2 separate regions of the Homo sapiens genome follow, and region 2 is linked to region 1. A link is a loop called in an ENCODE intact Hi-C map of the cell type or tissue named here. Cell type or tissue: heart right ventricle. All regions are shown on one strand. Links, peaks and the distances in the headings refer to the core of each region. The heading gives the core; the rest is flanking DNA.

What was found. A loop is a pair of places that touch in the nucleus more often than their neighbours do. Peaks named below come from ENCODE experiments on the same cell type or tissue, not always from the same donor. Only the 100,000 strongest peaks of a DNase experiment are listed, where the experiment ranks them.
Region 2: a loop joins it to region 1, with 2.3 times the contacts of the local background. A loop is called at or near these places in 5 of 110 quality-filtered maps.

The regions. Positions count from the first base shown.
Region 1 is chr6:33,699,651-33,702,557 of GRCh38, forward strand. It overlaps UQCC2 (ubiquinol-cytochrome c reductase complex assembly factor 2), which reads right to left. Exons shown (of 4, transcript NM_032340.4): 2 at 1,696-1,770; 3 at 794-863. Among named protein-coding and RNA genes, the nearest start is that of MIR3934, 3.0 kb to the left of the region's middle. In heart right ventricle, for the core only: a CTCF peak has its summit at 1,017 (motif pointing left); a DNase peak (open chromatin) is centred at 1,014; H3K27ac peaks cover 910 bases.
Region 2 is chr6:33,429,298-33,432,204 of GRCh38, forward strand. It overlaps SYNGAP1 (synaptic Ras GTPase activating protein 1), which reads left to right. Exons shown (of 19, transcript NM_006772.3): 4 at 2,864-2,907. Among named protein-coding and RNA genes, the nearest start is that of MIR5004, 7.6 kb to the right of the region's middle. RefSeq lists an enhancer at 1-396. In heart right ventricle, for the core only: no CTCF peak of the experiment used is centred there; a DNase peak (open chromatin) is centred at 1,888; H3K27ac peaks cover 168 bases.

The DNA of each region.
Region 1 (2,907 bases), core at 1-2,500:
GTGACACCACCAGGTTTTAATCTCAGAAGAGAGTTTTCTAGAAGCCCAAATCCTCAAAACTTAAGTTGCTGAAGGCTGCCAGAAGAAGAGGAAAGACACATTTCTAGAATACCAGAAGGAAATGTGTCAGGGCCATGCCCTCCCAGAAAAGGTTAACCTATTTTTGTATATAATATACTTGGCAACAAAAATAGTAATTTTCCAGTACCTGCCTACTTCATCCCTGGCTCTCCGGCCCCCCTCCTTAGGGACAATGGAGATAGGGAAGTAAGGAAAGGACGGGCTTGGCAGGATGTTTCCTTTCTTGATAATCAGAGTCTATCAATGACTCTAAAACATACCTAGTTAAACTCATATCTAACCCACAGACCACGTCCCCTGGGTCACATAACTCTTAGGCGGATATCCCCAAACACGTTTATTGAATGGTTTTTTGTTTTAATTAAAACCTTCATTGTTTATAAAGCCCTCTTAAGACCATAAAAATAAAATTATTTTCCTTCCATCCTGATTTCAACTACTTCCATTTGGCAAATAGGTATTCCTCTGTTCCCTGATGCCCAGCCTTGAATTTAAAAGCCCTAAAGATAGATTTTCTTTTTTAAATAACGCCTTTGACCTTCTCCACAGTATATGGTCAAAATGCATGCGCCCTGTAGCTTCAGAATTTCCTCTGGGCTGTTCTACAAGACTTTCCATCAAGCAAAACTGTCTTCTTAGACAATTCCCCTTGGCCACTCAAACTCAGAATCATTTGCAAACCAATGAGAAAAGGCAGCTGTGCTTTCATTACCTGTGGACAGGATCAGCTTGTACTCTTCCAACGACAGGCCACTGAAGCTGGTGTCTCTGGGGCGAGGGTACTGGTCACCGGGGCAGAAAGGAAGTGAAGGGAGGGGAGAGATCAGCACACAAGCCCTGCTCTCTAACTGCATTTCACCTAGGCCCTGGGCAACCAGAGGCCAGGAGGCCTAGCAAGGAGAAGAGCAGCGCCACCTCGAGGTCAAGACTTGGCCTCGCAAGAACCAGTACAGTCTCCAGGAGGCAGCTCCAACTATAATGTACCCGTGAGTCCTCCCTGGAAAACGCAGGTATGGGTGGGGCCCCTGATTCTGCATTTCTAACCAGTTCCCAGGTGATGCCCATGCTGCTGCTCATGGATCACATGTTAGCAGGGAGGATTTAGAAAAAATCAATTTTCCACATAGGCATATGGCCACAAATGTTTGTGGAGTTAATGAGCATATTTTTCAAGTATGGGAAAAACCACTCTAAATGGAATTTGACAGTAATCATGTTGGGCCCAGCTCCGTAAAAGGAGGGCACTTTCCCAATCATCCCATCTTTATCACCAGAATGTGGGGAGGTGTCAGTTCCGTCAGAGTGGATGGGAAAATAGGTATAAATCCAATGGCTGTCAGACATTCCCAGGAGCACACACTGGCATATCAAATACATGGCTTCTATTCATAATTGGTTTTGTTTCTTCCCTATATTCACAATTTTAAATAGCTTTTATTTAGGTGGCCTAAAAGCCTCTACCAGGCACCTCTGTTGGCTTGGTTGAAATTACTGGTTTCATTTGAACGCAGCAAAGCCAAGTCTTTACAAAACATTACCTAATCAGATTTTCACTCATTCTTATTAGTTGTCCCGTCAGAAAGCTGGGTATATAAAAGACTGTGGCCCACTCACCTTGTGTTTGTAGTAGTTTGAATGGAGTCGCGCTAAGCTCTCGTACATCTGATCACAGGCCTCAGGCTCTGCAACCTGAAAAGCAAAGAATCCCAAAGGAGGTGAGCAAAGGAGTCCTGCCTCCCACAGTGTCTGTACCTTGAGGAAAGACCATACTTAATAAAGCGTTCACATGAAGCAGGCCTGCAGCTAGCACTGGCTTCTCCACTCTGCGGGAAGCAAACCTGGACTACAGCTCTGCTATTAGAAACTACTTTTTGGAGGCATAGCTCTGCCTCATCAACTCCCCAACCTACAGAAAAATCAGATCAATTAATCAGCAAACAAGCATTTGTTGAGCATCTGTGACTTGTGAGCCACGACACCAGCTGCAGTGGGAGATGCCACAATAGAAATGTAAGGTTGGAAAGGCGTGCCTAACAAAGGGGGTGCTGGGCAGAGTGGGCTACAGGGACTCAGTGGGGGAGTCCCCGCATGCTCAAGTGGTCAGTGCATGATGGAAGTGAGACAATGCTAGGTTCTGAAGGAAGCACAGCAGAAGGTCAGCAAGCAGAAGGTCAGCAAGCAGAAGGGAGAAGGGCAGGCCTTCCTGGGGGAGGAGATGCCGTCAGCAAGGAAGAGGAGGCAGGAATCCTGTGGGATGCTTCAGGCCAGACCAGTAGATTCTTTTGTTTTTTTTGAGACAGTCTCTCACTCTATTGCCCAGGCTGGAGTGCAGTGGCGCAATCTTGGCTCACTGCAACCTCCGCCTCCTGGGTTCAAGCAATTCTCCAGCCTCAGCCTCCTGAGTAACTGGGATTAAAGGCATGTGCCACCACACCCAGCTAATTTTTGTATTTTTTAGTAGAGACAGGGTTTCACCATGCTGGCCAGGCTGGTTTCGAACTCCTGACCTCAAGCGATCCACCTGCCTCAGCCTCCCAGAGTGTTGGGGTTACAGGCATGAGCCACCATGCCCGGCCTCAGACCAACAGATTCTTTTAGCAAAGGCAAAAAAAAAAAAAATCATCTGAGTTCTCAATCTATGATAAGTGGGGAGCTGCTGAAACTCTACAAGAAGGAAAGAAACATGAAGAAGGCAACATTTAAGATAAAATGTGTAAACTGAGGAGAACCAAGCCAGGACCACAGTTAGGTCCTGCTAGAAAGGAGATGGCCCAGAACACTGAGGCCTTGCCATAGAAAGGGTGATGTAAGTCAATTCTCTGGTGC
Region 2 (2,907 bases), core at 408-2,907, 270 kb before region 1:
TGCAGGATCAGGCTTGGTTTTGGATCAGGGAAGGCCACTCAGGCATACGGGCTGGCTCACAGTGAGGCCTGTCATAGCAGGGACTGTCATTAGAGGTTCATATCCCCAGCACAGAGCTCTGTCTCCCATTTCTCTGCTCTGTGTCCAACCCTGTTCTTCGCCCTTCTCTGGCAACCTCCCTCCTCTGGCTCCCCTTGAGAGCTGCCAGCTGGGTGTGGAGAGGAAGAAAGGCCAAAGGGAAGGTTAGGGATTTGGAGGGCAGGGGGAGATTCTGTGGGTGATGGCAAGATTAGAGATGTTGGAGGGGCAGGAGTCCAAGCCCTTGCTGTGTGTGTGTGAGTGCCATTGTGTGTGTACACAGGGTGTGTACATGTGTGGGTGTGTGCACAATGCCTGTGTTACGGGTTTGTGTAGGTGGCTGTTATGTGTGTGCATGCGTGTATACATCGTGCAGGCATGGGACATGGAGACCCAGGATCACAGTTTGTGCTTTTCAGGTTTGCTGTGTGTGTGTGTACACGGGTGTGTGTTGTTTTCTCTGTACATGTCACTGCATGCAGCATTAATAACAGGATGTTCTGTGTTTCTGTCACTCTGCCCCCCCTTTCCTCTGTGTTTCTGCTATTCTTTTCCTGCGGCAACAAAAGTGTTTAATAAGCATATGTGTATGTGGCCTCTGTGTACCTGTGACTTATGAGTGAGTTCATGGATCTTAGTTCTTGGTAATATGTGTAAGGTTATATTACTTCCAAGAACCAAGCAAGCCAATTAGCAAATTTGTTCTTCTGTTAATGCTTTAGTTCCAAAGCGGAATTTTAATGCATTTAAAGTTAGACTTTATGCCTTTATTAGATGAGCTTGCACATGAAAATAATGGCTGAGCTCGGTTCCCTGAAATGAGAGTGAGGCAGCCATACCTGAGAAATGCAGAAAAAATGTTACTAGGGAAGAGATATCCTGAACCATTGGATGCATTGCTTAGTGTGTACCAGAAGGATAATTAACACATTTGCTCCTGGTTTTTCTTTACTCTGGTGGCAATCTCGGATGCCTGTGTTAGAGTGAGAGAAGGGCTGGGGGAGGAAAGGGGGTTGTCCTGAGACAGAGTGGATGTGGTTGTACTTTTCACGTGAATGAAAGGATGTTTGTGCTTCTGAGATATGGGGATACCTTTCTGTGGTCAGGATCATGGTGTACTCAAGCATGTATTTCAGGGGTTAAACTGGAATTCCCCTGCATGGGGATATGTGTGTCTTAGGGTTATAGGTCCATTTCTGTAGTGTGCTGTCCACATGATTGCCCAAGAGACTTGGGCCACAAAGTCCACACCAGCAGCTCTCATGTGGGTCACTGGGTTCAAGTATGTACTCCCTTGTTGCAGAGCTCACATATGTCAAAGCATGTATCCTGTGGGGTGTGTGGGCCTCAGGGTCTCAGAATGTGGATCCGTGCTATGCCCGTGCTCACAGTTGTCTGTATGTCTCAAAAGCACATAGATCCCCAGTTATTTTTCTGTATTGTGGTTCTCATATACACGTACCTCCATAGCTCAGTATATGTTTCTGTACTATACACCTGTTCCTGAGGGAGTGATAGGGTTCTCGTGTCATGGGGTCCACATTTTTGTATGCAAACCTCCTAACACCTGGGTTTTACAGGTAAAGGGAAGCTGAGGACTGATTCTAGGGCAGTTTGCAGGCAATTTGCAATTCTGGAAGCAGACAGTGAAAATATAATTGTGGTCCTCCCTTGTTCTGTTCTGGAACCTAGAGGGTTAACAGGCAGCTCTTCCGGTCCACCCCCCTCCTTCCAGCCTGTAGCTTCTTGTTGCCGTGGAGATGGTGGCCCCGCCCCGATGCAGCACCTGCCCCCCCATTGGCTGCAGTGGTGACTGTGGGGCTGAGGGGGGAGCCCAGGCCTGGGCAGCCATTCTGGAGCTGGAGCCGGAGCTTGGCATCCCCCCACTTACATTCTCTTCCAGCCCCTCGGCCCCTCTAAATTCCCTTGCAGCCGAGCCTCAGCTTCCTTTTTCAGCGCTTGCCATCCCTCTAGGCTCTTGGCAGACTGAGCTGCATCCGCATTCACCTCCCCTCCTCCTCCTTTCCCTATCCTTACTTGGGAGTCCCGAGAACCCCCACTGTCCATCCTTCCTGCTCCCTGCCCATTCCCCTGCATTCTTTGCTTTTCCCCTCCCCCCACCAACCTTCTGAGCCCCTGCCACTGCAGTGCACGTGGAACCGGCTCCTTCTCCCTTCCCCCCACCTGCCCCTTCCTTGGATTTTCTGTCCCCAGCTTCTCCCCCTGCTACTCTTCACAGGTCTCTTCCAAGACCTCCCCCTCCAGTCCAGGGAGGGGGTCATGGGAGGCAGCCCTGGCCCTCCAGACAGACAGGGGTTCCAGGAGGTGGGGGGCAGGTGGAAGATGTGCCCACCAGGGGGAAGAGGAAAGCCTGCCTATGGGCAATGACCTTTAACCCATCTTTCCCCCCAGCTAGCCCCTTCTGGGGTGGGTGGGCACCAGGGACCTAGCCTCCCTGGATCTTTGGTGTCCTTCATTACTGGGGTTTTACTGACCCTCTCAGCCATGCTCCCCTGCTGACTGCCAGCCCCAGTCATGGGCCTAAGGCCTCCCACCCCATCCCCCTCAGGGGGCTCCTGCTCAGGTTCCTTGCCCCCTCCTTCCCGCTGCCAGCCTCTCCGCCGTCGCTGCTCTTCCTGCTGCTTTCCGGGGGGTAGGTGAGGCCGGAGCTGAGGGGCAGAGGGAGGTGGGGGCATGCACTGGGGTCAGGGGTGGGAACCTGGGTTAACAGCTTCCCTTCTGGCCCCCTCCCCAACTTCCCTTCTGGCCATTTCCTCCCCTCCAGAATACCACTTGGGTCGCTCGAGGAGGAAGAGTGTCCCAGGGGGG